4 separate regions of the Homo sapiens genome follow, and all the other regions are linked to region 1. The links are chromatin loops, found by intact Hi-C in ENCODE. Cell type or tissue: mammary epithelial cell. All regions are shown on one strand. Links, peaks and the distances in the headings refer to the core of each region. The heading gives the core; the rest is flanking DNA. Region 1 holds the start of IRX2 (iroquois homeobox 2). Region 2 has its middle 96 kb from the start of IRX2-DT. Region 3 has its middle 130 kb from the start of LINC01377. Region 4 has its middle 53 kb from the start of IRX2-DT.

Region 1 (7,708 bases), core at 1,179-5,178:
GTCCAACCTACTCACAGAGTACTAGACCTAGAAACGACGTTTGAAAGAGATGTGGGTTCCATGTTGACTTAAATTTTGTTCCATTTATAACAACGCTTTTGTTTTCAAAGAAAAGAAAAATTTCTTAGCCAAACTTCTCATGTCCCCGGCCCCCTGTTCCTGCCTCGCTCTCTCCCTCGACAAACGCGGGGAGCCCTGGAACGGGAGGGCCGGTGACCGCGAATACGGTAGCGATGTGATTTGATGCACTGAAACTACTTACATTTCCAATGTTACTTCATTAAAGGAAACCCACATAAAAGCGTCTGTTTCATCTTAATTGCCAAAAAAGTTTGCCACACCCCCGAACGGTAACTGTTTCCCCGCCAGACACCGAAAGCTCATAAGGAACCACAATGAGAAAGGATCAGGAGTCGCTTAGGTTTTATTGAAATGCCTCGATGCCGTTTTTTCTTCTTCCCCGAATTAAGCCGCCGGGGGAGGAGGTGGGTCGCGCCCACCGTTGCCGGGACTCGGGCCGGCAGACACGGGCCACAGCGCCCCCTCGCCGCCCGCGCGCACGACTCCTGGCCTGCGTCGCCTCCTTCCGTCCCCGCGACACGGAGGACGGCGCCGCGCCCGGCGAGCGCCCCGGCCTTCTCAGTCGGCCGCGTCCCCGGGGAGACCCCGAGCCCGAGCCTCCGGGGCCGGCTGTTCCTCGCGCTCGGCCTCGCAGGAAATCCCCGCTCGCTGAAACTTGCGTGTCCACGTAGACTCGTTCTAAATTCTTTGGCTGTTGCAGGGACAATAAAGAAAAATAGAAACAGTGTTAATTTTTTCCCCACCTCCTAGGGCACACCTAGGAAAGGGGGCAGGGCCCACCAGGAACCTGAAACTGCCCCCATCGCCTGGGTTATTGTGACCAGGGGTCGCGTTTGCAAAGCAGTTACTGGGTTTTCCCTGCGTGCCTGCTCATTCCCTCCCTCCTGCTCGGACGGCAACTGAAAAGCCTCAGAAGCCAAGTGCCGGGCTCTCCCCAGCGACCCCACAGGCCTGAGCACCCCGCCTCGCCCTTGAGCAAAACATCCCAGGCCCTCCTCTTCGGGAGCCGCGGCCTTGCAGCCCTCGTGGCCCCGAGACGGAGTCTGGGCTGAGCCCGCCACCCTCTCAGGCAGCCTCGCCGGGACCGCCGCGCCAAGACTCCACGCTGGCAGCATGTTTTCTCATGATTGATTTTTTTTTTTTTTAAGAAGAAGACCAAGCCAACTTTAACTTAAGAAGAAGGAATGTGATTTTTTTCTTTAATATCAGAGAGCTTTAAAGCAAAACGTAGTTTATATATTTCAATAACAATGACGAGTGTTAAGTTTTTAATGTCCCTGCGTAGGCATTTTAATTTGCTACAGTCACTACCAATAAAAACGGCATGTAGTAAGAGTCGACTGTTTAATAGTGCAAGGTAGACGGTTTTTATTAGTAACAGGCAGCAGCGGTATGGAACATATAGATTTCAGTGGAGGAGTATAATTGCTAAGGGGAAAATACACACAGGACGGGAAGAGGCCATCTTCAAACTCCCAACACTGAGCTAAAGAGGGGGAAGGGCAGGCGGCGTTTCTGGAGATGCACCCTGGGTGAGGGGACCCTCCCCGCCACTGCACGTGTCTGGTTATATATTTAATTGATGTCAGAATCGACTGTATCCAGAGCAGACACTCCAGCTCCAAACTGAGGATGTTTGTATAATAACTGGCTGTTTTCTCTTCTGCCCCTGGCAGAGGTCCGGCGGGGGGAGGGGGGTGGGTCAAGGGAGGGGGAGGGAGGATGAGCCCCAAATGCTAATGAAACCACAGCGGGAACCGCTCTTTAGAAATGGAAATACTCCAGGCCAGTGCTCCCTGGTGATAAAAATTACACCCGATTTTTTTTTCATTTAAACTGATCTGATCGTAAAGGAACCCTAAAGGTTGCCATCTGATCTGACAGTGTTTGTGTTTGCCATCCAGCGTGTGGGCCTCTCATTTACCCCTCTTCTTGGAGGAATTCCCTCCCAGGAAGCGCAAAAATGTCGCAGACTGTCGACGGCTTGCCCAACCCGGCTGCTTTCTCTCTCTCTCTGTTTTTCAGCTCTATAGTAATTGATTAAAAATATCTGTCCTGGACTGAATTAGGATGTCCCATGTGGAGTCGCAACAAGGTTGAAACCCCCCGCTGGGTCGTTGCAGGGGGCCCAGCCTGTGGGAACGGGGTGTCTGTGGGTGGAGGGAGAGGTGGTCGTGGGTGTGTGTGCGTGTGCGTGTGTTGAGATGGCCTGAAGAGGATGTGTGCAGGATGGGGGTGTGGTTTGTAGGAAGAGTGGTGGGGGAGCAGTGTGGGCGAAGGGGTGGGTGGGATAACTGGTAGGGGGCGAGTGGCTCGGCTCGGGAGCTCCTGGCGGGAGGGGTAACGTGCCTGGACCGCGCCTACCGGGAGCCTGCCGGCTCAGGAGGAGCCATCCTCAAGCACAGCACTGCAGTTTGCAACTGGTTCCCTTGCACCTGGGGAAAGACAGCCTGATGCCGTGAGTGTTTCTCTTGCGCCCTGGACCAGACTGGCAACCCGGGCTCCGCTCCCTCCGCGCCGCTGCAGCCGCACCACAGGGAGGCCGCAACATGCCCTGCGTCCTGAGATCACTAAGGCTGCTCCGCAGGCTGCAGGGCCAGCAGGGGTGCAGGAGTCGGCTGCAGGCCTGAGCTGAGGCCCGCCCCAGGCCACTGCGCTCTCTCTTCTCCACCGCACCCACCCGAGACGGCTTCCGAGGATAGAGGCACCTGCTGGGTGGGTGCTCCCAATAGGCCAGCACAGACCTGACACTCTTCCATCCCCCTGAGCGCCCCCCATAGGTGACCCTTCGGAGTGGGCAGCCAGACGCCCTCTTCGGCCATCCCCGAGTGGAAAAGGGTTGGAGAAGCGTGATGGGGAGAGGGTTCTAGGAAGCTGGGGTCCTAGGAACCCTCGCCAACCGCCTCGCTTCTGAGCCCCGCAAGGCAACCGCCCCCCTACTCCAGCCGCGCGTCACCTGAGCTACCTGTAATGCCCACTGCACCGGCGGCGCCAACCTGAGCTCCTGCCCGTTCTCGACGTGACTGGGAGGCTTCAGGTCCTGCCAGAGGCGGTTTGTCAGGTAACAATCATCCCCCCAGTGTTTTGACAACACAAATCTGAAAGAGGAGTCAACTTAGAAAAACAAAATAAAATAAAACTCTTTAGGGGACGGCGTCTTCTTAGCTGAAGCCCTGGCGTCATTCCCAACAGTGGAAAGTCGTAACGTTCAGGGCCCCGGGGGTTGCGCTGCGGATTTGGGGGCAGAAAGCTCACCTCAGGGCCCTCCTGGCAATTCGCAACCAAGGCGCCCCGGATCCAGGTCCATGCTGGGCGGAGTGGACCGCGAGGGGTAGGCGACCAGACGCGAGGCCACGCGGGGAGCCTCGGGCCAGGAGGCAGAGCAGGTCCGGGACCGTGGAAGTGAGAGCCGCGCGCACTGCCCGGAGGAAGACCCGAGCCGCGGGCGCCACCATCCTGACCTCCCCACTTCCCTGCGACTTCCGGATTGGACACAGGGGCCGGGCCTCCTCGGGGTGCACAGCGGGGCAGGCTGTGAGTCCCCTAATTGGACCCGGCCTGGCCTGACCGCGGGCGGCCTCTGCCTAGTCCGTGAGGGTGGAGAAGGGGGTGGGGGCGGGGTAGTGGCTGGAAGGGGCGGGGGCCGGGCAGGGGCGAAGACGGTGGCCGGGGACGGTGGGAGCCGGCCGGAGCCGGGCAGGGGACGTGGCTCCGAGTGGATGGGAGTGGGAGGGGTGCGCGCCGGGGCACGCAGCGCGGCCGGGCTGGGCTGCAGGTCCGCGAGCCGCGGGCTGGGGCCGGAGCTGCTAGAGAGGCGGCTGCGCCACAAAAGCCTGCCGGTCCCTCCCGCCGCCCGCCTCCGTCGCCTCCGCCCTCCCCCGCCTCCCTCCCGTCTCTCTGCCCCTCCCCCGGCCGCGGCCCGGAGGCTGCAGCGGGCGGAGCAGGGGAGGGGCGGGCCCCCGAATATGCAGATGAGCGCGTGATGGACAGCTGCGCGTTCCAATGTCCCTCGGAAACTCGAGCGCTCCTTCCTCAACTCCTCACTCCCGACTCCAGACTCCCCCAAACCCCGACCGCCGGCCTGGCGCGCGGCTGCGCCCACCGGCTCCGCGCTGCTGCCGCCGCCACCGCCACCCCGCCGCCGCCCCGGCCCGCGGGCCGCCCAGGCTAGTACCCGGGCCGGCCTGCCTCCGCCGGCCGTCCGGGTGCCCGCCGCCGCGCCGCGCCCCGGCCGGGCGTGGATGGAGGGCGCCGCGCGCCCTGCCCGCTGCTCGGCGTGACGCGGGCCCCGCGCCCCGCGCCCACCATGTCCTACCCGCAGGGCTACCTGTACCAGGCGCCCGGCTCGCTGGCGCTCTACTCGTGCCCGGCCTACGGCGCGTCGGCTTTGGCGGCTCCGCGCAGCGAGGAGCTGGCGCGCTCGGCGTCGGGCTCGGCGTTCAGCCCCTACCCGGGCTCGGCGGCCTTCACGGCGCAGGCGGCCACCGGCTTCGGGAGCCCGCTGCAGTACTCGGCCGACGCCGCCGCCGCCGCCGCCGGCTTCCCGTCCTACATGGTAACCGGGCGCGGGCGGGACGCGGGACTCCTGGGCGCCGGGACCCAGACGGGGCTCAGGCGGAGCGGGGCTCGGGTTCGGCGGGCGGGGGCCGCCGGGAATGTGGCGCGGCTGGCGACTCAGGAGTCGCCGGCTCGGTTGGCCGCCCCGCAGGCTGAGCCGGGCCCCGGGTGGGGAGGGCAGCGCGGCAGGCGGGGACGTCCCTGAGCCCGGCCGGGACCCGCGCGCCCCCCGCGCGTCCCCTCGGCTCGCCGGCTGATTTTCTCTGAGAGCCTGGGAAGTGCGTCTCCGCCGGGGCCGGGGTCTGGCGCCGTTTGTCCCTGGTTTCCGCACCGCAGCCTGGGGAGGCGTTCGGAGCGGGCTGTGTGCTCGCCTGCATTGGCGTGGGGCGCGAGGGTCCGCGTCACTGCGGCCTCTGAGCCGACGGCCGGGCGGTTCGCATTCACTCGCGGGGCTCAGGGCGGTGGGGGTCACCGAGTTAGGCCCAGGAGCCGAGCATTCAGCTGCGGCTCCGGAGTCCGGCCCGAGGCGCCCAGGTTTCGGCCTTACTCTGTCCAGCGGACCATGCTTTCAAATATCGTGCTTGCGGGCGCGTGACCCGCTAAGGGCCGCCTGAGTCCTCCGTGGCCCGAGCGCAGCTCCTGCTCCGGCGACCTGGGGGCGGCTCGCGAGTCTCGAGGTTACTGAGCTGGGCCAGGCCCGGGCCGCGGCGAAGCACGTTACGGGCGATTGAGGCCATTACGGGGTTGTCGCGACTGCCGGCCCTCGGCGGAATTTCTGGGCAGCGACCGAGTCGCTGGGGCCTTGGCGAAGGCTGCAAATGCCTCGAATTTAAACGTTAAAGGATGAATTAAAATGCTAATTACGGCGTATTTGAAGAATTCGAAACGGTGACTGGCTTCTGAGTTGCAAATTGGATTTGCCCAGCTTTAGAGCAGTGAATAGTGAATTGGGGGCTCTGGGGTGTTTTTTTAACCATATAAGGGAGGGGAAGAGGGAGTAGGGGGAGGCAGCCGCACTCCAAGCATCTGCAGAAATTTAGATATCAAAGAGCTACCTGTGGGCCTGTGTGCGCGCACGTGCAAGGGTTTGTGTACATTGCCACGAGCGGCTCCGGAACACTTAGGGGAAGATGGGTCATTTTAGGAAAGTGAAATAGTTCAGAAATTCGAGAATAAAACTCCGGTACTTTTTGTGATCAACAGCTGGTCCCGAATCACACTGCGTTTTTCCTGCTCTTTTGCGGCGGGAAGCGCAGCCCCAGAGCCAGACTCACGGGGGGAACGGTGGCCGTGGGCGGGCGGAGGGGTGGCATCCTCTGGCTGGTTGCCCGCGGGGTCTCCGCATACTCCACTCACAGGCTCTTGTTGGTTCCAGGGCGCACCCTACGACGCGCACACCACCGGCATGACCGGCGCCATCAGCTACCACCCGTACGGCAGCGCGGCCTACCCGTACCAGCTCAACGACCCCGCGTACCGCAAGAACGCCACGCGGGACGCCACGGCCACTCTCAAGGCCTGGCTCAACGAGCACCGCAAGAACCCCTACCCCACCAAGGGCGAGAAGATCATGCTAGCCATCATCACCAAGATGACCCTCACCCAGGTCTCCACCTGGTTCGCCAACGCGCGCCGGCGCCTCAAGAAGGAGAACAAGATGACCTGGGCCCCGAGAAACAAAAGCGAAGATGAGGACGAGGACGAGGGCGACGCTACCAGAAGCAAGGACGAGAGTCCCGACAAGGCGCAGGAGGGCACGGAGACCTCGGCAGAGGACGAAGGTGAGCGGGCAGCGGCCGGCGCAAGGTCTCGGGGCGCTTTCTTCCCAGGCGGGGCGCAGAGCTAAGGCGGGGAGGACGTTGCCCGCCGGACACCCCAGGTCCGGGCCGGAGCCCCAGCCGCACCACATTGCCCTGGGGTCGCCGGGATTTGAGCGAGCGATTCCTCGGGCCCTTCCCGGGGAGGTCAGGCTCCGCCTGTCACGTGGCCGGGTGGGGGCGAGGTGAGGGGTCCCGTGGGGAGGGCCCAGTGCCGCAGGACAGGGGGCGGAGGGGGCTCCAGGTGCCTGCGCTGTCCCCTCGTGCCACCCACCGTGCCCGCGCCCCCACAGGGATCAGCCTGCACGTGGACTCGCTCACGGATCACTCGTGCTCGGCCGAGTCGGACGGGGAGAAGCTTCCGTGCCGCGCCGGGGACCCCCTGTGCGAATCGGGCTCGGAGTGCAAGGACAAGTATGACGACCTGGAGGACGACGAGGACGACGACGAGGAGGGCGAGCGGGGCCTGGCGCCGCCCAAGCCCGTGACCTCGTCGCCGCTTACCGGCTTGGAGGCGCCGCTGCTGAGCCCCCCGCCCGAGGCCGCGCCCCGCGGTGGCCGCAAGACGCCCCAGGGCAGCCGGACGTCTCCGGGCGCGCCGCCCCCCGCCAGCAAGCCCAAGCTGTGGTCGCTGGCCGAGATCGCCACGTCGGACCTCAAGCAGCCGAGCCTGGGCCCGGGCTGCGGGCCACCGGGGCTGCCCGCGGCCGCCGCGCCGGCCTCAACCGGGGCACCGCCAGGAGGCTCGCCCTACCCTGCCTCGCCGCTGCTGGGCCGCCCCCTCTACTACACGTCGCCCTTCTACGGCAACTACACAAACTACGGGAACTTGAACGCGGCGCTGCAGGGCCAGGGTCTCCTGCGGTACAACTCTGCGGCCGCGGCCCCCGGCGAGGCCCTGCACACCGCGCCAAAGGCGGCCAGCGACGCGGGCAAGGCGGGCGCGCACCCGCTCGAGTCCCACTACCGGTCCCCGGGCGGCGGCTACGAGCCCAAGAAAGGTAGGCGGCCCGCGGCCGGCGGCGCCCGGGAGGGGAGGGAGAGCCAGCCCCGGGGAGGCGGAGCGCCCGGGAGACCCGAGGGAGGGTCCGGGAAGAAGATCCAGGGGGCCACTCCTGGGACCCAGAATTAGCAGAGTGAGGGCGGAGGGCGAGATGGAAGCCAAAGAAGGTGTGGCCCTCTTTTTAGACTTGCCCTGTTATTATTTATTTTTACTTAATTTACTGTTATTTTGACTATTACTATCGTGGCTG
Region 2 (7,708 bases), core at 1,356-5,355, 96 kb before region 1:
CATTCCTACAGAGAGGCAGAGGCTGGGTGGGCCGGGCCAGGCATGCTCCCTGCTCTGAAATGAACATTTCTGTGTGCCAGGTCTCCCTCTAGGCAGCTCCAGCCCAGGGAGAAAAGCAGGGCCCGCAACCCTCCTGAGGCAAAGCCGGAGGTGAACGTCCCATTGGAAGGAAAGCTCTTGGCTGTGCAGGCTTTTACTATCTGCATATTTATTTCACCTCTTCAATGAAATCCAATTTGAAGCTATTAATATTAATGCACTGAGATAATTCTGATGATGAATTAATAAAACACTTGGCCTCTCAATGTGCTGTTTGCTCATACATTTAATGATGCTCTTAACTGGAAAGAGGAAGAAACAGGGCAGGTTCCACCTGGAGCCTAGAAATTAGAAACCACTTCATTGTTTTGAGCTTGCCGCTTTAATGACAATCAATAGAATCGATCTGGGAGTAGAAAAGTATTTACTCAATCTCTACCGTGTGTTACAGTTTCTATTTAGATCTCACAAGCATCATCTGAATACAATATTTCTGCACAGTCCTAGGTTTGCTAATGAATTACATGCTAAGTAAATTTTTCATCCCCCACCGGACTCCCCAGCCAACACATATGGTTTGGATACCATTACATACTGCTTGCTCCTAATAACAACCTAGAATGGTACTGCCGCAGGGCACCGACGGATGGCATTGTGAGAAAACCAAGACGTCATCTCCATGGCCGACTTGGATTTACTTGTGAAACAGACATTATCCTTGGCCTATGCTTCTTCAAAAACAACTCCAGGCTGGTGGCCTTTTATTGTTCAAATGAAGATAATTCACCACTCACACTCTGCTGGATTACTTATTGAAAAGACAATTTAACTCCAATTAATGTAACTAGATGTAGTATTAAACTTAAACTAAATGCACCTTCCCCTCAACAATCTTTCAACAAATCTTTGTTAAAGTCCTCTAATTAGGCCATTTTTCAGTTGATTAAAAACAACATCAACAATGTATTGTTCTTGGAGTTTCTCCCAAGCACAAACACTTTTCCGTCCAATATTGCAGCTCACAATCACACTCTACAAGGAAGAGACTATTACCCACTTTATCAAGATTGAAAATTCAAGATCTCACACTGAAGCCATTTATATAAAACCAGCTACTAAAGAGAACTAACAGCAGTAAGACAAATCTAGTTTGGAATGAATTTTAAAAATGGAATCACTGTAAATGAAGTGACGGTAATCAAAGAAAAACATCCACCGTTCTATTCTTCAACTTGCAAAATAGATATTATTTGAAGCCGATGTAAATTTTTAGGAAAACCAGCAGGACAGGATAAGACAAAAATCTACTGAGGGCAGAGCTGCTCATTCACTGACACTTACAAGGTGCTTCCTAGCATCGACTCTTCTGAAATTGGAGGGAGCTGTTGCATGAGGAACGTGCCACGGGTTTGTGTGTGTCTCTCAGTGTTCAAAGGGCATCCGCTGTAGGCTCAGAGAGCTTGCTTGATTTTTCTGTGCTGCAGGATAAAAGGGAAGTAAGTTTTAATTATTGGTGAACATGCAGGTTTAGGAAAGTTAACGTGAATGGCGACTGGGAGTTGGTGCTCTCAGGAGCAGTGAGAGGCGTCACACATTCCTCGTTCCAGGAAGACCGTTAGAAGACAGTTTTTCTAAAGGGGATACAAGCAGTAGCTAAGCAATCATCTGAAGCGGCAGCTTCAAGAGGTCCGTTCATGTGAGTACTTCAGAATGAAAAAATCTAGCGTCATAGAAAATATACTTTTAAAGAATATGGTGTAGTAAGTGCATTAACTATTACCTAGCCCAGGAAATGGCCACACACATACAAATGTATACAGTATGTGGATGTATGCATATACTTTATATAGTTTTATGTATATCAGGTGTATATATACTATATGTGTATTTGCAATCAGAAATGTAATTACAATGCTCTAAGTGTTTATTAGACATTTAATCTCTATAAACGAAGCTTTCAGTTATCGTGATATGGCACTTTTTGTCTACTTACAAATGGGACCATAATACAAGCTTAGAAAAATCATACACAAAGTGAAACACTAAAAAAATTCATTTATCATTAGTGCAAAACATACCTCTAGTAGACAGGATCTCAGCTGCAAAACAATTCACAGAAAGAAATAGCTGAGGCGCCTCTACATTGTTCACGATGAAATCTAATCCTCCAGACCCAATTTCTCACCTGAAAATAGTCAACAATAGCAACAACAGTTGATTTTTTTCATTGCTACTTCTAATTATTTCCACCCCAAGCAGAGTATTCTAGAGATTAAAAATAATACTTAATCATAGTGACATGGACAGACTTTATGATCAGTCTCTAGTTTAAAAATGAAAGGACAATATCCAAGACAATCAGTAAAACAAAAATAGGGCAGAGTGACTTCCCTGTGCTGGACTTGCACAGCCATGTCTGACCCACGTAAAGAAAGAGCAGCCCCTCGGGCCAGTTGGAGAACTAAATGAACTACTTTTAGGATGAAATTTGGGATCCAGTGAAGAGCTGCTGTTGGGAGTGCCCCCTTCCCCACCCCAAAGCACACACACACTGCACAGAGTCTGGCTGCTAAATGTTGCTGTGAACCTGAGGAACGTCATGGAGTTTGGAAATCCAGCCCGCCACCACTGGGTTACAGCTCAGAGAGTGTACCTTGTCGTCCCGTGAATGCTGGACCTCTATTCAAATAGCTCACCTTTCCCATGAATTGTTTTTGGAAAAGGTCTGGCATAAGTACATGAATAAATAAAATGAAATGAAGTAAAATAAAGTAAAAGTATTTTCAACCTTCTGCCACCTTCCACTGTGGCTCTGAGACTCAGATTCATGCTGGAAGTGGGGAGATATCAAGTGAAACATGAAAAACAGTTTTATATTTTAAATTTATGGGACCAGAGGATAATACATCATTTTTTTTCCTCAAGCTCAGTGCAGTAAATTGTCTTTAACCTATTTGGTATGTCTTGCCTATCACATTGGTTCCATTTGCGTTAATGCCTTCAGTCTTGACTAAATTGTACATTTTGGAAGTGCTCTGCCACAGAGTTAATTGTTTGGGGGAAGCAGTTTGCCCTGTTTTTTCTAGACATAAACAGATAATGTAAAAAGAGGAAAAAGGCAAGCAAGATCATCCTCGCAGCTCTTCCCTACCCTTGGTGTATATAAAATGCCTTCCTGATGCTTTAAGGTGACGAAAATGACGGGGGGTCGTGTCTAAATCAGCTAAGCTTGATGCGATGCCAAAGCCTTTGGCGAAACACAGATTGACTTAATTCTTTCAATAATGACTTTGGTCCGGAGCACTTCTCCACCACAAGAGGGAGAAACCCAACAGAACAGAGAAAATCTCCTCACTCGGGTTATCTTGACTCTGCTGCAGGCAAAACCTAGAAATATTTTTTTAATCGAGATTCTCTACAGCAGCCCTTTCCAAATGCCAGTATCCATCACCGCTGACTGGATCAATAGCTGTGTTTTGGCCCCAGTCTCCTGCGAGAGATGGCATGCCATCAGTGATAGACAAATATCACAGTTAAGCAAAGTATCCAGCCAGACCTGGTAACATTTTTATTGATTTTTGTTGTGCAAATAATGTCTTTTTGGGCTGAATAAATGGCTTTGAGCCAAACAGTCATTGTTTATGATTCCAAAATGCAATAAAGGGACAGGAAATATATTATAGCCAATGTCTCAAGGCACACAACATAATCATCCCTTGGTAGTAAAAAACTACCCATCTGAAACCAAGAGTGCATATTTATCCATGCTTAAAGGTGCCTGTAGGACTTGCAAATCTTACACAAAATGTCCTGTTAGGAAACAGATGGCATTGCCCTTTAACCTATCGAATAACTACTAGAAAACCAAGCAAAAAAATAAGCACTATATTTCTTCAATCAATACAAAGAAAACAGTTTATTATGCTCCTTTCAAATGAAATATCAAAGTTGCCAAAACAGCATCCATTCACTTTGAAAGAAAACACATCAAAAAGCTCCCTGACTTTATCAAATGTTGTAAAATCAGAGAATATTTTAGTAAGGTTTTTAAAACTATGCTCATTCAAAATAATCGTGAATTCATTTCACTGGGTCGCTCAGCAGAAAGTTGGCTATGAAAGTCTTGTCCCTGAGCTGAAAAATGTCTTTGTGTGTGTGTATTAATGTTGGCATCCTCATTCCTGCTTCGGGTAGCTGGAATTTCCAGCGAGGCTATGGAGCTGGGTGACACGCATTTCTTAATAAGATGCATACTCGCTGTTTGCATTCAAACCCCCACATAAATGATGGGAGTGCAAGTTATTTCATGCCCGTCCACACTGCAGTGCAGCAGCCCATGGTCTATGAAACGGTCTCCTGAGGAACATCCGGTTGGTGTTGGATTCGTACACAGGCAACGCCTCCAGGAGTAACTATGATTTGGGTGTAATTAGACTTGGCTTTCCAAAGTCCTGCAAAAGTGAGCATGCGTTCCAAACCATAAATTACCCAACTCTTCATGTCCTGCCATGGACCGGCAGATGAGAAAACATAAACTCAGCTTCACCTGTGTCTTTCTCATATTCCCTGAGCCTGATGTACTAAGATTGATTCTTGTATTTAGTATCCGTAATTGGATCAGTATTTTCCCTTTTCAGAAATATAAGGATTATTTTTTAAAAAGCTCAATTATTTATATATTACTCTAATTTATTTACTACTCTACTTCTTTAATTACACTTTCAACAACTAAAGCATCCTACTTTCAAAAAATATTTCATATTTCTTATATTATCAAAGTATGCTCAATGCAAAAAGCACTCAGAAAATATTTTTAAACTAACCTACAATTCTTACTATAAAAACATTACATTCATTTATTCTTTGTGTGTGCATGTATATATATATATATATATATATATATATATATATATATATATATATATATATATGTTTTGTTTTGTTTTGTTTTGAGACAAGGTCTCACTCTGTTGCCCAGGCTGGAGTGCAGTAGCGCAGTCTCGGCTCACTACAAGTTCCGCCTCCCTGGTTCAAGTGATTCTCCTCCCTCAGCCTCCTGAGTAGCTGGGATTACAGACGTGTGCCACCACGCTCGCCTAAATTTTGTATTTTTAGTAGAGACGGGGTTTCACCATGTTGATCAGGCTGGTCTCAAACTCCTGACCTCATGATCCACCCGCCTCGGCCTCCCAAAGTGCTGGGATTGCAGGAGTGAGCCACTGCACCCAGCCCTAACACAATTTTTATACTTATATACATATATTATATACATATAACAAAGTGTGGTTTTATGTATGATACACACACAGAAAGATGTCTTCCAGAAAGATGCTGTTGACACAAGGTCATCCCGGCAGGTTCTGCCTCTCTCTCCTCCCCTACAGCATCACCAGCAGTGAGCATTAGTGTTTTTTTAATCTTAGTCAATTATAAAATTTTTAATCTCAAAAATTAAAAAAAAAATAATCTCAAGCTTTTTAATCTAAATTTTTAGGAACTTTTTATTTCCAATGAAGCCAAATAGTTTTAATGTTTACGCATTTATCTTCTACAGAAAGCTATTAATGTCATTTCTATGTTTTATTCTGATTTTCCCATTATTGTTTAGTTTCTCATTATTCCACATGCACAGTAGAAGCCCCTGGCCAGCCTAGGACAGCTCTGCAAGTTGTCCCCAGTTTTTCTCTTTGCCTTTTCATTTGATTATGGTGCTTTTGATTCAATGCTGTGACCTTTAATTTTAACGTGTCACCTTGACTGACCACAGAGTGCTCAGAATAAATATTATTTCCAGGTGTGTCTGGGAGGGTGTTTTCAGATGAGATCAGCCTTGGAGTCCTTAGACTCAGTGAAGCAGGTGCCCTCCCAATGTGGGTGGCCTCATCCTATCCATTGAGGGCCTGAGTGGAGCAAAAGGCAGAGGAAGAGGGATTTGGCCCCTTTTTTCTGTCTTACTTCTCAGCAGAGACAGCTCATCTCATCTCATCTGCTCTGGCCCTTGAACTGGGACTCACACCATGGTCCCCCTTGCTCACAGGCCTTTGGATTTGAACTGAATTACACCCCCAGCTTCCCAGGGCCTCCAGCTTGCAGAGGCAGGTCATGGGACTCCGCAGCCTCCATAATCATATGAGCCAATGCCTCCTAATCCATCCCCATCCCCCTTTCTCTCTCTCTCCAGTATTTCTTATTGACCGCTACAAATACTGGAGGACCATTTTCTGTTGGTTTTCTTTAATCTGCTCTATTAGTCTTTTGTGGTTTCTATCTCTGATGTTATTCTTAGGAAGATGACACCCACCGCACCTTTATGTGGACGCTCTCCCAATTTCCCTTTTTACATTTCATGCCAACCCCATGGGAACTTGCTTTAGCTAAGGTGAGCAGTGGGGATCTTATTTTATTTTTTTCTCAGTACTGTTTATTTAACACTTGATCCTTTTCTGGATCATTTGAAATGCTTCACACATCAGCTATTAACCGCTTCTTCAGAATTTAGACTGCTTCTGGAATTTCTGGATGTTTTTGTCTCTAGTTTTGTCTCTTCTCTTCAGTTCTCTACAGTGATTGTAGCCTTACTTTGTGATGTAATATCTGGAAGTTGATAATCTCTTAGTCTTCTTTTAAAATATGTGGAATGTAATATTCATGCAGCCTTTTAGATAAACCCTAGCATTCTGATTGGAATCATATACTGTTTGTAAGTTAACTCATGGAGGGTTGGTTATAATACTAAATTTTGCCCAAGAATCTTGCATTTTTCTCTTTACTAGGCTTCTTTCTTGTTATGTAATTTTATTCTTCAACTTCCTGTATACTTTTATTACATTGTTTCTTAGCATTTTTAAGGTTTTGTCATTATAGAAAATGAAGTTTGTTTCCATAATACTTTCTATCCCGTTCATGGTTAGCAGAGGCCCAGGTTATTGTTCAAATGTAATCATTGAATCAAATGAACTCATTCACTTCGTTGTTCTGTAACTAGATATTTTGCTAAACTGTCTTACAGTGTAAATGGTTTTTATTGCCTTTCTTGAGTTTTCTAGGTGAAGAGCCATTTTCTGAAAATTATGTTGATCTTGTCTCTTGCTTTCAAATATTTTAGCTTGCGTATTCATAACTAGAATTTCCAGGGTAAAGTTCTAAACAACAGCCTGACAGTTGGATCCAAATCCTCATCGAGGGGCTTTATTGGACAATAATCTTTTTTTTTTTTAATTTCCTCCTGGGAGCCTGGAGGTTGGTATATGCTAGGGGAGAGAAAAAGGCTCTTTCCCACCCAGTTTTTCATCTTGGAGGTGTCATGTGAGAATAACAGTGCTGGCCAAATAAATCTAGAAGTGGCGTCCAATGGGCAACATCCCCAGAAATTACCAGGCGGCTTTGTAGAATTCATCAAATAACATTTTAATATCAGCATTACTTGTAGTTATTTTTATTCTGAAAGATGAGGAAATATGCATTACAGATTTATAAAGTTGGTGCCGATGGTGTATGCAGGCTAATTTTTGAACTATTCTCACAAAGAAAAGTTAATAGTCCAGAAATCTCCACTCATGTGTATGATCTAGCTGACCCAAATCTTACTTCTCATCTACATACTCAAATGTTACACGTGGAAACTGAACGCCTCAGATATGATTTTTCCTTTGTAATTGCAGGAGTTTTA
Region 3 (7,708 bases), core at 2,271-6,270, 560 kb before region 1:
AATGTGGAACAATGGGAACTTGCATTCATTGCTAGTGAAAATGCAAAATGGCACAGCTACTTTGCAAAGCAGTCTGGCAGGTCCTACAAAACTAAGTGTACTCAGACCATATGATCCAGCCATTGCACTCCTTGGAATTACCCAACTGGATTGAAAACTCAGGATAACACAAAACCCTGCACATGGATGTTTATAGCAGCTTTATCCGTAACTGCCAATACTATGGAAGGACAAGATGCCCTTCAATAAGTGAGTGAATAAACAAACTGCAGTATATCCAGACAATGGAATAAGATTCAGTAATAAAAAGAAATGAGCTATCAAACCACAAAAAGGGATAAAGAAACCTTAAATGCATATTACTAAGTGAAAGAAGACAGTCTCAGTAGGCTGCACACTGTATGATACCAACTACATGACATTCTGAAAAAGGCAAAAGAGAAAATGATCATTGGTTGCCAGGGACTGGGGGAACGGAGGGATGAATGGGCAGAGCACAGAGGATTTTAGGGCTGTGAAAACACTCTATGTGATCCTGTAATGGTGGATCTGTGCTGTTTGATATTTGTCAAAACCCACAGAATGTACAATACGAAGGCTGAACCTGAGCTTGCAGTCTGCATTCCTGAGGCTTCGTGGCCTCCACCATGGGGTGACCCTGTTCTCACAATGTCTATTGATTGGTCTATTGACCTATCAGTCATCTGGTTCTGTTTCTCTGGAAAATTCTAATACATTAATTCTACAGTAATTAGAATAAATTTTAATACAGTAGAGAAAACTCTGTGTGTGTGTGTGTGTGTGTGTGCATGTGTGTTGTTTATGTGGGGGTAAGGGTATGTATAGACACTTTCTGTATTTTCCACTCAATTATTCTGTAAACCTTAAACTTCTCTTAAAAAAATAGTGTATTAATTAAAGAAAAAATGCCTCTTCTGCTTGCTGTCAGGTGCAGGATGATGTCTAAGCACTCACCGTGTCCCCTGAAGCCACATCTGCTGTGTCTCCTCCAAGTTTGACTCCAGCTCCAAGGACTGACCTTCCCCAACCCAAGACTTCCTCCAGGCTCCTCCCTCTCCAAAATGCTCTCTCCAGATCCTTGAATGGCTAACTTCTAATTCTTCAGATCTCAACTTAGATGTCTCCTCGGAGAGGCCGCTCCACCCCAAATTCTCACTGTGCCCCACAGCGCTGCCGAGTCCCAGTGCCCCTGCTCATGTGCACACCTGGGGAGGCTCTGTTGCTGCCCAAGACAGAGGTTCCAGGAAGATGAGACCTTGTCCAACCCCTGGAGGACAGGATCTCACTTGAAGACCTTGAGGAGGTCCTGGTGAAGCAAATGACAAGTGAGTGAGAGGCATTCCTGTGGCCCAAGGAGAGCCAGGGAGGGCTGCAAGGAGGATGAGGGAGGCAAGGAGAGGAGCAGTGCAGCAGGGAGCCCTACATAGAGCCATGGTGTGGACTGCATGTGGGTTGTATGCAGGCTGTATGGAGACATTGTGTGGGCTGCATGTGGGTTGTATGTAGGCTGTATGCAGCCATCATGTGAACTACATGTGGGTTGTATGTAGGCTTTATGTGGACCATATATAGGCTGTATGTAGCCAGTGTGTAGACTACATGCAGGCTATATGTGGGCCACATATATGCTGTGTGTAGGTTATATTTAAGCTGTATACACCATGACTAGCCAGCACTGGGCATCTGGAGACTCATCCCAGGCCTGCGTTTGCAATGGTCTCATCATGGGTGGGTGGCGGCTATCCATGTGATCCTCTCGATGCCCTGCCCCATGAGCACTTAGGGTGCAACATTGCTTCTTCCTAGGTGATCACACATGCTTCAGAGACAGCTTCCACTATGGAAGCAGCCCTGTCAAACCGAATGCCCTGCAGAGCAAGGCAAGACAAACAAATGCTCCTTATGGCTAAAGTTGAAAACATAGATGATGAGCAAAAGAAGGAAAAAGTCCGGAACCTCATATTCAGAAATAACCACTGTCAGCATTTTAAACTATTCTCACCTTTTGTAATTTCTCCTTTGGAAGTACCACATGAAGACCTGACTTTTGGCCCAAGCTCTGCTGAGCAGGTCACCATGGTAGACCTGGGACCTCCAGTTTCCTATCTGTAGGTTGGAAATCGTGGTGACTCTTAGTGTAGTTCACAGCACGCATAGAAAGGCCAGTGCAATGATGCAGGTGGAAGTGCTCTAAAGATTCTCCATGGATACACGTCATCCTGGGGTGACAATAAGGTGTAAGCATGCAGCCTTTGCTGTGAAGTTGTCTGCAGAAACGTTAACTGACACAACTCCTCTCCATTTTCTGATTAATGGGGGAAAATATGTATAAGGGTTGATGTAAGATCAATGCACAATATTTAAGTGTGCAAGCAAGCACAGGGAAGTCAATGAAAGATATCAAATTTTACTAATTTTGAACAATAAAAGACACTACTTTTCTTCAAGCAACACACACTCAAGCTCATTATGTGTTTCTACAGCCCTTACTCAGGGAGTGGCTGCTGGCAGTAGAAGGTGTCCTAAGATGGATAAAACCATCTCTGTCGTCCTGGATCTTGTAATCTCTTGGAGAAATAAGTGGCAAGCATGCCACACAAGTGCATGCCAGCTTCTCTCTAGGAGAAGGTGGTGCCATTGATACTCTCCTGATAATGGGTACAGGCCATGCGTGGCAGAAATAGAACCCACCCACGGCAGTTGCTCTTTCTCTAACTGGCTGCCTTTCCCTAGAGCTGCTCCAGCTGGGAAAATCAGGGCCCTGGGCCACAGGCACAGGCTCCGGCTGAGCAGGAACACACTGTGAAGGTACTGAGGTTGGATGCCAGTCCCCAGGACCACCTACTCGGTTTGTGAGTTGCCAAGCCCATGACATCTCCCGCATGCCATCTTCTTGGTCATCCCACACCCAGTCATCAGCGTGCTGGTAGCTCCTGTTCAAGATGGCAGCCCAAACCTTGGGTGCCCAGAAGACAGCTTTATAAGCAGTTTAACTGCAGGAGCTTCACCAGGTTCCTTTCTCTATGTTCACACTGCACTCTGCCCTCTGAGGCTGTCACTGTAGTTAGAAAACACAGGGTCAACAGTCAATTGGCTGTTGTAATCCAGCCCATTTGGAGACACGAATAAAAGCAGCTCACTTGTTCCCATCAACATTCCAAGAATGAGTGGTCAAGAGGGCTAGGGATAAAAATGGTAATGAAATCTAGCGATGGAGCATAGCTTGACTGTCAACACATGGTGGGCACGTGGTTAGATGGTTCTCAGGGATTAACTCAATGTGGGAACTGTGGGAATGTGCTGGGGGAGATCCTCTGGGGGCAGTGAACTTCTGAGGAGATGCTCAGAGGCTGACGCCTCTAAGTCTGGAGGCTGGTGCTGGCAGTAAGTGAGACTTCAAGCCATGGCCTCACGCTTTACCCCGTGGCTTTTCTACCCATCCAGGAAACTACCTGGGGTATGAACCACCTCATTCTTACAGAGAAGGGACATGCAGATCATGGGCTTCCAGCACCCACCTGGGTTCACACAGAAAGAACAGGAAGGTCAGGGGCTGGGCTGGGCTGGGTGTGATGTGTCCTCCAACCCACTTAATTATTTAGAGGTTTTTTAAGGAAAATAAAAATATATCTTAGAGTTTGCAGATCTGCTTAAGGGGGAAATAATTGTTCTCACCCAGGTGGAATTTTGTCCCTGTATCACAGGATGGGCCTGGCCATTTGTACCCATGCAGCCCTGTTTAGCTCTGAACCCCGGAAGCTGAAAGTGAGATGGAGAAAGGGTGGGCATGGGAGTCAGAGACAAGGAGGACTTTCTTAAGATCGAGTCCTCCACTGCTAGAGAGGTGTGCCATGAGAGATGGTAAATTGCTATTTCCTAGCAACTGTTACTAAGTAGATTTTAAGCTCTGTGTGTATGGAGTCAGAATGTGTCAGGGGAGAACGGGGCAAGAGAGAAAGAGTGAAGGCGTGGGGGCAGCTGAGCAGTGAGAACCTCCAACTCTTGACATTCTTCCTGACGGTAGAGGTTGGTAAGGGAAATACCTGAGTTCTTTTCATGTCCGGCAAATATTCCCAGCATTGCTTTTGCTCAAGGTGACCTCACTCTTTCCAACTGACTCCTGGCACAGGAAGTCGCCTGGAAATCAGACTCCGAGGCAGGGCTCTGCATGGAAACCCTCTCAGAGGGGAAAGGCGGTGAGAACATATGGTCTCATTGCCCAGCCCAGTGCTGAGTGGGGGATTGTGTCATCATCCCCTGTTAAAGGACCCTCCATTGCTGCCACAAAGGCACCAGAACCCCGCTGCAAAGGCCAAAGCCTCCATGCAAGTGCGCCCAGGGGTTCTCCTCGGACAGTCCACCGCAAGCCCACATTACCTTCACTACAGACCTCACGGAAAAGCAGCTCTTAGGTATAAACAGCCTCTCTCCTGCCTGCTGACGCTTGTCCTTGATAAATCAAAACATTACTAAATCCGTGCTGAGGTGCACGAGCGACATAAAGGGCCCCATTGTTCCAGAGCAGCTGGCAGCACACACGCTCGCGGGGCCCATTGTCTCCACGCAGGCACGCAGGGCTCACCCCGCCTGGTTGTCTAACCATCCACCACATACGCAGTGGCAGAGTCACCCCAGCCACAAGGGCCTCCGGCGACCCGGCCGGGTGTGTTAAGATCTGTGAATTAAGATCTGTGTCGGGTTCTCCCCCTCACTAGGACTGAACTCCTTTATTTCCAGTGATAATTGCTACATATGCTCACACATGATTTATTGTTGTTGATGGCAACGTATCCTCAGAAAGTTTGCCAAAGGGCGTTGACTGTTATTGATATGTACATAAAGATGATAAATGAAGAACTGTACCCACCAAATTGCTACCAGTTATGATTAGTTATCCCCTTGTTTTATTTTGTGGGGATTAGGAGATGCACAATCGCCCCGAGTGATCCTAGCATTCCTGTCTGGTGAGCACAGGCGCTGGAGGTGTTCTCACACGTGTACGGTGATGCCAGGCAGCGATCCGCAGGCGATTTAATAAAGACTCCAGCTCAGATTTCAAAAGAGCCAGGCAGACACTCACGCTTTGGCATACTTTGCATTGCTGAGTTTGTGGAGTAGACAATTCCACATTTTGTCCTTTTAATGAGTGTCTCTTATTATTTTAACTCAACGTTCCAGGCAAATAAGGCACCAGCCTGTTGTCTTAATAGGATAACATTTTTCTTAGATTTGGTAATCAGTTTGCTACCCCCATTTACAAAGATTGGACCTGTTTAGAGTCAGCTGGCCCAGCAGGGTGGGTGTCTTTGGGGGCAGGTAGATTGCATTAAAGGACCTAAGGACAGAGAGATTGCAGCCTCCATAGTTGAAATCCCAAAAAGAACATTGAGCTCACTTCAGCAGAATTTCCCAATGACTTTCTTTCAAAAAGGCCTTTCGACCTGATGTCAGTCTTTAAGTGAATCAGAGACCAAATAAGAGCTAATGATGCCTGGTATGATGACTTAATGATATTTAGAAAATCATTCTGTTCTGTTCACTCTAAACATGATGGCCTGTGTCTGTCCTGCCCACTCTACAGGCTTGAGCCATTGAAGCTTAGGAAAGGCCATAACAGATACTTGAGTTGTATGTTTAGGAGTAAATGTGATCATCCTTCCCAACCCACTGGTTCTGTGTATGAGGAGGCCACTGGTTCTGAGTAAGAGATGGGCCAGACCTTTTTTAGGCTCAGCTGGATGGCAAGGGACAGGGCCAGAGAGAGATCTGGAGGCCCTGCCTCTCCCAACATGAGCCCCATTTCAACAATGTGGATCAAGACGACCCTCTTGATTGATAGTGCCCATGTAAAAATCGTCATTTTCTATAAAGATAAGTCACTGTACATCAGAAAAATAAGAGATGTCTCAAGGGATGCTTTCTATGCAAATGAAAGATGAATCACCTTTTGTAGTTCCCGGAATTTAAAAGTCACGCCCAGCTGAATGGAGCTTTGCAGGTGTGGCAGCTCATTGCACTGGGTGGCTTTGGAGCGGCCACGAGGACCGCTAACCACCAGGCTGCCGGTGCCACCCTCTTCTGTTCAGTCACAAGAAAGCCTCCTTGGGTCTAGGATGACGACAACCTGCGTATCAAGAGTGTGCAGCCCATTCCAGGTGCATCCCTCTGTAGACAGGAATGGTACAACCTCCCCTTTACCAGAGAGGAAGCTGAGGCTCGGAGCCATAAGTGGCTGATGGAGGTTCAGCATCTGGTGAGAAGGAGGGTTGGTTCTCGAGCCAAGGCCTGTGACGCATTTAAGAAGATTCAGGCCAGGTGTGGTGGCTCACGCCTGTAATCCCAGCGCTTTGGGAGGCCGCGGATCATGAGGTCAAGAGATCAAGACCATCCTGGCCAACATGGCGAAACCCCGTCTCTACTAAAACTACAAAACTTAGCTGGGTGTGGTGGCGTGCGCCTGTAATCCCAGCTACTCAGGAGGCTGAGGCAGGAGAATCGGTTGAACCCAGGAGGTGGAGGCTGCAGTGAGCCAAGATCTTGGCACTGCAACATACAACTCAAGTCTCTGTTACAGCCTCTCCCAGGCTTCAATAGTTCAAGCCTGTGGAGTGGGCAGGGCAGACACAGGCCATCATGTTTAGAGACTGACAAATGGGAGGAGAATTTGAGACAGTCTGTGAAAGTAAGGTTGAGAGAAAAGAGAGCTTAAGGAAAGCCCACATCCGAGTGGTGAAAATCACTTTTTTTCTACATAAAATCCTACGAACCCACCACACTCCTCAGAGCATCGAGTAGTGAACCAGCATGGGATGAGAAGCACCAGAACACGCATGCACCCCCGGGCCTCGATGCAAAAAGTAAACAATGAGTTCCCTTGAGAGACAAAGGGGAAAGGGGAGGCTCCAGGGAGTCCGCGGGCTCAGCCCGGCCTGCAGAGGCAAAGCTGCCCACACCCACCACCCCAAAAGCTCAGGACAAATGCTTCCCCAAAAAAACTGATGGATCCAGGAATTCTTCGTTTACCCAAGGGCATTTAGGGATTGCATTTTCTCTTCTGCTTTTCTCTCCTAGAATCAAGGCCTTCCTTTTTCTAGAAATTAGATAAGTAAATGCAAGCAAACACAGAAAGCTTGCATTATGTGAAGGTTTTGATCATTTCTGCAATCATAAAGGACGGGAGAAGAAACTCTCCCTGGACTGAGGACCTAGAACATTCCCCATCCAGGTAGTTTTCTGTTTCTGCAGAAGTAATTACCGCCAGCTGTGCAGCACTCATTTAGGATCTGACAGCTCTGGTGAGTCAGTCTGGGCAGGCCTTAGCTGGGTCTTCTGCCCGAGGTTTGTCTAGGCTGCAGTCAAGGTGCCTGCCGAGCTGCATTTCCACCAGGAAACTCAGCTAGGAAGAGGCTCCCCAGCCGCGGATGGTGTTGATGGAACTCAGCCTCCTGTGTCTGCGACACTAAAGCCCTCAGCTCTAGAAGCCACCTCTTCCACACGCAGCTCACAGCATGGCTGTGTGCTTATTCAAGGCCTGCAGAGAAGTGTCATTCTCTTTGCAGAAGAGCCCAGACCCTCTTCTAGGGTTCTCACCTGATTAGGTCAGGCCCACCAAAGGTAATTTTCCTTTTAATTGATTCAAAGCTCACCTGATTTGTGACCTTAATTATAAATGCAAAATGTCTTCATC
Region 4 (7,708 bases), core at 1,562-5,561, 52 kb before region 1:
ATCTATCTCCCTATCTCCTTAACTTGGTTCCATCTGCTGTCTAAATGTGTCCCGATCTGGGCACATTGTCTGGAGCTGGCCGTCCACACAACTCCACTGCTCTCGGAGCTGCTGTCAGTAAAATCGCACTGTGGATAAAAATCTACACGTTGAAAATGGTATCTGTGAAAGCTGTCAGAATAAAAATGGAGGCACTTGTGTCAAACCCTGACATGATGGATCTGGGGAAGGCCATGAAGGGGGCAGTTCTCACATAAGACTGCCTAATAATAACCACGGCAAAAGACTGCAAAAAACCATAGCCCTGCACAAAAGCCATTGCAACCTCACACAGTCAATTCTTCTGGGAGGACGTCTGCCCACCCACTGCCCATCCAGCCTCAGACTGACACCACTCTTGTTATCAATCCTTGTAGCCAAGGATAACTTTCAAAACAACTTGTATGGACCTTGTCAGTTTCGCTTTAAAAACTCGTGTCTCTTCTCAAAAGAAGATACTGATGCAGCCAACAGACATATGAAAAAATGCTCATCATCACTGGTCATTAGAGATATGCAAATCAAAACAAAAATGAGATACTATCTCATGCCATTTAGAATGGTGATAATTAAAAAGTCAGGAAACAACAGATGCTGGAGAGGTTGTGGAAAAATAGGAACACTTTTACACTGTTGGTGGGAGTGTAAATTAGTTCAACCATTGGGGAAGACAGTGTGGCAATTCCTCAAGGATCTAGAACTGGAAACACCACTTGACCCAGCAATCCCATTACTGGGCATATACCCAAAGGATTATAAATCATTCTATGATAGAGACACATTCACACGTATGTTTATTGTGGCACTATTCACAACAGCAAAGACTTGGAACCAACCCAAATGCCCATCAATGATAGACTGGATTAAGAAAAGGTGGCATATATACACCACGGAATACTATGCAGCCATAAAAAAGGATGAGTTCATGTCCTTCGCAGGGACATGGATGAAGCTGGAATCCATTATTCTCAGCAAACTATCACAAGATCAGAAAACCAAACACCGCATGTTCTCACTCATAAGTGGGAGCTGAACAGTGAGAACACATGGACGCAGGGAGGGGAACATCACACACTGGGGCCTTTCAGGGGGTGGAGGGATAGGGGAGGGATAACATTAGGAAAAATACCTAATGTAGGTGATGGATTGATTGGGTGCAGCAAACCACCAGGGCACGTGTATACCTATGTAACAAATCTGCACGTTCTGCACATGTACCCTAGAACTTAAAGTATAATAAATAAGTAAATAAATAAATAAATAAAATAAAAACCTGTGTCTTCCTCTGCCTCCATGAGTTCACCCATCGCTTACCATGGCTCCTGTATTCCACAGTGCAATGCTCATTCCTCATCAAACTCATCAGCACTAGAAAATTCTTCTGTGTTTGTTATTTGGTTTGACATCACCAAAAATGTTTGAATGGCTAATGCCATGAGCATTTTGGAAATATAGATAGGGTGTATGTTTGCTATCAGAATGAGAATTCAATCAGCCAAGCTACTGAGAAATGCATCTCTCCCCTCCATCAGGTGAGGAGGACCGTCTGCTGCTCACCCATGGTCCTCCACACCTCATCACCAACGTACTGCTCCAGCCCCAGGCTTCTCTTCACGCCCAGCAGCCAACCCCTGTGTCACTCTCAGAGGCTGCCTGTGGGCCTCCAGAGCCAGCTGTGCTTGAGCTGACAGTGCCTGGGAATTGACAACATGCTCTGGGGAAGCAGCTGTTGAGCAGTGGGGATGTGAATGTCCTGACTGCCTCAACCCCCATTACTCACCATGCAGATAAGTCTGGGCGCACTTGAGCTCCCGGGGGCACTGACCTGGTTCCCTCCGTAAGGTCTGCTGGGGTGCTTTGCCCTGTCGGCCCCTCTGGTTTTCGGTCCTTCCCCTGCCCAAGCAGGTTCTCCTGGAAATGCTTCCTCATCCGGCAGGTCTGGGACAAACCCGGCCTGGGGCAACATGCAAGTCGCCTCTGATGGCGTTACTGCTGCACAGGCCTCTGCGAGGAGCTGGTCAGGACAAGCTGAAGCTGCAAGACCAGCCACTGACTCTTCCAGAGAAGGCCCCAGTGCCAGCAGCCCAGCGAACCCCAGGAAGACCTCCAGCCCCCTATGGGGCCTGTGCTTCCCAACCCTGGCATCCCACTGACGGTGCACAAATCACATCCCAGTGATTGGTGGAGTCTACTCTCTGATAGCTAAGAGTTGTATCCACCTCCTGCCTTGACTCTCAGTGGCACCCTATGTGGCAGATACTTAGTGGGCGCTGGGCTGAGGGCCTCCTGTTACTCCCACAGAGGGTTCCTCCAGCGTAGGGAGCAGAACGTGAACTCCAGGACCACATCCACTGTCATTAACAAGACCACTGGGCTTTCTGTCTTTCTGTGGGCAAGAAGCTGCTGCCATGTCGCATAGCACAGCAAATTTTATATTTCACGATCAGATTGCCCCAGAGAAAAGTTTATATTTTCCTAAAACTTAGAAGATTTTTTTACAATATGGCAACCTTGACCTCAACTAAAAGAAAATGACATCTCATTGACAAGCAATATATTAAGCCATTGAACATTATATAAGATTAGTTTAAGGGGTAAAAGTTATGAATTTGACTCCAAAACTAAACATGAAATCAGTTAAAATCACCAAATTAATTAAAAATGTAATCAACTCTTCTGAGAATGGTTTTGAATTTGACAAGAATATGACCCAAATCATATTTTATTCCACTACTGTCAAGGTAAAAAGTGGGTAATGATTTGGTGAAGCTCAGTTTTCACGTCAAAGGTAGAGTGTGGTCTTTGAGGAGATCATGGAAAATTCAAAAAAACGTGTCAGATGTGACCCTTCCAGTCAAACCACAGCGGGTTTTTGCGGGAGGTATTTGTTGGAGCTATAGGAGAGTGTCTTCGTCTGTTTGTGCTATTCTAACAAAATATCATAGACTAGGGGGTTTATAAATAGCAAAAATGTATTTCCCACAGTTCTGGACCCTGGAAATCCAAGGTCAAGGCACCTGCAGCTTCCCTGTGGTTTCCTGGTCCACAGAGGGCGCCCTCTCTCTGTGCCTTCACATGGTGGAAGAGATGAGGGAGCTCCTTGGGGTTGCTTGGATAAGGCCGTGAACCCTGAATCCCATTCATAAGGGCTCCACCCCCCTGACCTAATCACCTCCCAAAAGCCCCACCTCCTCATACTGTCACCTTGGGAGTGAGGGTTTCTACATGTGGATTTTGGGGGTACACAGACATTCAGCCTGTAGCAGGGAAGAATATTCACTAAATGCAGGAAAAGCTCAGTGCAAGCTCCCTGGGCTGCCTTCAACACAATGGATTCCACAAGACACGGGGAAATATCACTGTTGATTTCCTCTTCTTCATCAGGTCTTGTTCAATTTTATGTACAACTAAATCCAGGCTGGGCACGGTGGCTCATGCCTGTAATCCCAGCACTTTGGGAGGCCGAGGAGGGTGGATCACAAGGTCAGGAGTTCAAGACCAGCCTGGCCAATATGGTGAAACCCCATCTCTACTAAAAATACAAAAAATTAGCCGGGCAAAGTGGTGGAAGCCTGTAGTCCCAGCTACTCGGGAGGCTGAGGAAGGAGAATTGCTTGAACCTAGGAAGCGGAGGTTGCAGTGAGCTGAGACCACGCCACTGCACTCCAGCCTTGGCAACAGAGCAAGAGTCCGTCTCAAAAAAAAAAAAAAAACTAAATCGAAGGAACATTTTAGAAAACTTAAAAGAAGATATCTTGGTACATTTCTCACAAAGCACTTTTCATCTGAAAATGTGAACTGTTGCCTTAAAACAAATCAGTCAAGCTGATAAATCTGACATTAAAATTAAATTTGTGAGATGTGCAGTGGCTCACTCCTACAATCCCAGCACTTTGGGAGGCCAAGGTGGAAGGATCACTTGAGGCCAGATGTTCGAGACCAGCCTAGGCAACATAATGAGACCCTGTCTCTACCAAAAAATAAAAATAATCAGCCAGGCATGGTGGCTCAGGCCTGTAGTCCCAGCTACTCAAGAAGCTTGAGCCCAAGAATTTGAGGCTGCAATGAGCTATGATTGCACCAGTGCACTCCAGCCGGGGTGACAAGTGAGATCACATTTAAAAAAAAAAAAGTTGAATTTGCTGTTTCCTGAAATAAACTTGCATTGTTCTGGTTTTTGTTATTGTTGTTGTAGTGGTGTTCCATTAGCTGCCTTAACTAAAAGGATAACTCCTAATTAACATTATGTAAAAGAAAAAAAATTATGTGGCCCTAGGAGATACTCTGCATAATACTTCTAATGAAGCCAGTGAAGCCACAAACCATCTATCCTCCACTCAGGCCACCACCCAGCAGGCAAGCCCCCAATCCGGCCCACCAAGCCCACTCTGCAGTCAGCCCAGCCCTCCCAGCCTCTCAGAGGAGGAGAACCAGGGAGGAAAGGAGGGATGACCATGACGGCACAAGCTGGGCACAGGGAGACAATGGCAACCAAGACTTTCCAACAAGTCTCCATGGGCTGCATGTGTGTGAAGCCTCATAGTAGAATTTGGTTTTTGTGGAGCTCTCTTTCCCAGTTGCCACAAACTCCCATTGGATTGTCTTACATGTAGTCTTAATAGCTTTCAAAATAATAAATATTTATGTGTTTGTGTTATAATGAATTCCAAAATCTGTAACTCAAAATGTATTTTGGAAAATGAAAATGTTGTTAAGAAAATTCTGCAGCAACAAAAAACAACAACAAAACCAGCTTGGTGTGCCTTCAAATAAATGTGCTGGAGCAGAGGTTCTCCTCCCCCAGCATGTACAGAATACCATTTGATCATTAATAAAATAACCACACTGCCCCGGAGATGGAGTTGAAAAGGCCCGTTTCCTCCCCTGAGGTGTGGCTCCCAGGGAATCCTGCTCTTAGGATTAACCGTGATTACATCCTGGGGGAAATTACGCATCGGTCTAAGTTTGTTTCTCGTTTCTTCAAAAGTATTTGTACAAAAACAAGGCACAAATTAAGCACCCAGAATGATTTCCCAGGGCCTTTGAAAAGCCATTCATCCTGCTGCCTGCATTCCTGGAGCCATGAGGCCTTGAGCTGTGGGTCTCGACGCTTTCCCTCCATCTGCCAAGGTCCGTTCTTCCGCAGGCCCAAAATCTCAACATGTTTTAGAAAGTTAATTATTAAATGCTGTCAATTGTTGTTGAGTTGTATAATAGCAAAGGTAGAGGCACAAGTACATTATGCCATCTTTGCCCCATCTACCGCACATTTAACTACCTTTGATCTTATCTAATAGTAGATATATAACTGGAATAATCACCTTTTAAATATATGAGGTTGTTTGACATAGGTACTACACACAGGGAAAATCAATAATGATTATACAATCACCAGATACAATGTAAACGGCATACCACGAAGTCTTTACAGGCGAGATAACATCACAGAATTCCCGAGAGTCAATAGCCATTAGTCTTAAAAGTGGCCACTTGAACTTGTGTGTGTAGGTGTGTGCACTACAGCCAGGTTGCCCATGGGTGTAGGATCTTCAAATAAACGAGGTTCAAAGAAATAAAGAGGAGGTTTAAGGAACACACCTTAGTGGTGGTCAAGATGCCCTGAACTTTTGAAAACATAAGTATCTTCAGGCATGTTTGTTTTCAAATCAGTCCTAGTCCTTCGCATTTTGCCAGACTTAAGCTAAGGAGGCCACTTACAATGACAAGGATCTAAAACACTTTTCACAACACAGAGAATTCAACCTTGCAGCTACAATGCCTAACAGGACCCCTTGAAGCTGTTTTGGTCCTCACAGCAAATGTGCCTACTGTCAGCCCGGTGGGGAGGAGGGGAGTCATCCAAACGAGTCTCTTTTGTATCATTTTCTTCAAGGCCATGGAATCTTGACATTCTCATAAATGATTTTTCATCACTGAGTCATTTGGGAAGGAAAATATTTTTCACTCAGTAAAAAAATCTGCAAGAATTTCTGAAACCCAGAGACCTATCTTGACATCTGAAAGTTGATCAGCGTCAGAGTTCTTGGCCAATATTGAAAAGTTAAGAAATGGATTCAGTGAAAGGTAAGCAGTTATCAACTTTTGAGATTGTTCTCAGGCTGAACAGGAGCCTCGATGATGAATCTTTTCTGAGTCCTCGAAGCCAAGCCTGGAAACGCATGTACAGATTCTGTTGACATATGGGTCCCTCTCTGCTGTCCAGACGCAGTTCCAGGAGGGCCAGCTTCCCAGCCATCAATCAAGGGGGCAGTGGATGCATTTTCCGTCTGCTGAGAGCCATCTAGAGAGGTACTGTGAAAAACGTCAGCATTATCCCTCTATTTACATCCACCAGTGCCAAAATCCTGGCACGACTAAATCCTAAACACATACGATGAGGCAAAGAGAAATATCCAGTGAAAACCAGAATGCTGCCATTCTTGTCCTCTTATAAAATTAAAAGCACTTTGAAGGAATACAGCTGTCACTTTATAACTCTTATCCTCTTCCCCTCCAACGTAGCTGTCAAATTTACTGTTTGAGCTTCTCTTTGTAATCACACGAATATGCACTCCGTCACCCTCTCCGCCCTCATCATTCCATCTAATGGTTTTAAAGGGAAAGGAAATTACTTGTCCTCGCAGCCAGCACTTGACACTTTTATGGGTCATTTGTAATGAAGCTATTCTTCGGCTTTAATGAAGACCTTGATTCCGAACAGTGTGAATAATTGTCAAAAGGTGATTAATTAAATATTCACCACTCCCCTATAAAATTGATCAACATATTACATTACAGCACTCCAAAAGTTATTTTATTTCTTCATTCTACTTCAAATTCTATGCATTTAAACAAGCTTTAAACTGGAACCATATAATTTACTGCATATTAATTATACATGCCGACTGAATAAAGTTCAAAAAAATGTTTTACACCTTTTTTTAACTCCATACGAACATGCTACCATTACTTATAACATTGAGAAGTCCCATCTTGAATGTGAAATGTCTCACAATTGTTTCCTGAATGTATATAGCACAGATTTCTCAGGTAATAGGTATTAAGTTCTGCAAGCACGTAGCTTTATCTGAAATAAATTGCCAAGACTAAAAGTAATATATTAAATTCCACTGATATATAATTTTCTTTTTTTTTGAGATGGAGTTTTTCTCTGTCCTTCAGGTTGGAGTGCAGTGGCATGATCTTGGCTTAAGGCAACCTCCAGGGTTCAAGCGATTTTCGTGCCTCAGCCTCCTGAGTAGCTGGGATTACAGGTGCCCACCACCATGTTTGGCTAATTTTTCTATTTTTATAGAGACAGGGTTTCGCCATATTGATCAGCTGGTCTCTAACTCCTGACCTCAGGTGATCCACCCGCCTCAGCCTCCCAAAGTGCTGGGATTATAGGTGTGAGCCACCATGCCAGGCTGATACATAAATTTTTGACTCTTAAAAGACTAGTGACCATTGCTCATCCATCTCTTCAAACTCTCAAAGCCCAGCAATTGGGATGTGGAGGAAGGACAGGGAAGGAAAACTGCCATATTGAAAACTTTGCTAAACTAAAAATAAAGCCTTAGCTTTCATCAAGACCATGAATCTCTGGCTTTGGCTAACTCTGGTCTTTGACAGGCTGAGTAAATAAATGAAAAATCTTCTCAGAAAATCA

Evidence for each region. A loop is a pair of places that touch in the nucleus more often than their neighbours do. Peaks named below come from ENCODE experiments on the same cell type or tissue, not always from the same donor. Only the 100,000 strongest peaks of a DNase experiment are listed, where the experiment ranks them.
Region 2: it touches region 1 in a loop (11-fold over the local background); 3 of 110 quality-filtered maps call a loop at or near these places.
Region 3: a loop joins it to region 1, with 10 times the contacts of the local background. A loop is called at or near these places in 4 of 110 quality-filtered maps.
Region 4: it touches region 1 in a loop (7-fold over the local background); 3 of 110 quality-filtered maps call a loop at or near these places.

The regions. Positions count from the first base shown.
Region 1 is chr5:2,748,093-2,755,800 of GRCh38, reverse strand. IRX2 (iroquois homeobox 2) reads left to right here and starts at 4,124. Exons shown (of 4, transcript NM_033267.5): 1 at 4,124-4,636; 2 at 6,014-6,419; 3 at 6,749-7,456. The coding sequence starts at 4,388. It overlaps IRX2-DT (IRX2 divergent transcript), which reads right to left and starts at 3,908. Exons shown (of 4, transcript NR_122126.2): 1 at 3,337-3,908; 2 at 3,047-3,121; 3 at 2,446-2,516; 4 at 1-772. RefSeq lists enhancers at 3,085-4,009, 6,095-7,039, 7,040-7,708. In mammary epithelial cell, for the core only: a CTCF peak has its summit at 3,013; DNase peaks (open chromatin) are centred at 2,570, 3,200, 3,400 and 4,030; H3K4me3 peaks cover 2,653 bases; H3K27ac peaks cover 3,013 bases.
Region 2 is chr5:2,844,480-2,852,187 of GRCh38, reverse strand. No RefSeq gene overlaps it. Among named protein-coding and RNA genes, the nearest start is that of IRX2-DT, 96 kb to the right of the region's middle. RefSeq lists an enhancer at 879-2,078. In mammary epithelial cell, for the core only: a CTCF peak has its summit at 3,362 (motif pointing right); no DNase peak of the experiment used is centred there.
Region 3 is chr5:3,308,058-3,315,765 of GRCh38, reverse strand. No RefSeq gene overlaps it. Among named protein-coding and RNA genes, the nearest start is that of LINC01377, 130 kb to the right of the region's middle. RefSeq lists an enhancer at 3,800-4,999. In mammary epithelial cell, for the core only: no CTCF peak of the experiment used is centred there; DNase peaks (open chromatin) are centred at 4,065 and 4,645; H3K27ac peaks cover 2,952 bases.
Region 4 is chr5:2,800,676-2,808,383 of GRCh38, reverse strand. No RefSeq gene overlaps it. Among named protein-coding and RNA genes, the nearest start is that of IRX2-DT, 53 kb to the right of the region's middle. In mammary epithelial cell, for the core only: a CTCF peak has its summit at 3,081; no DNase peak of the experiment used is centred there.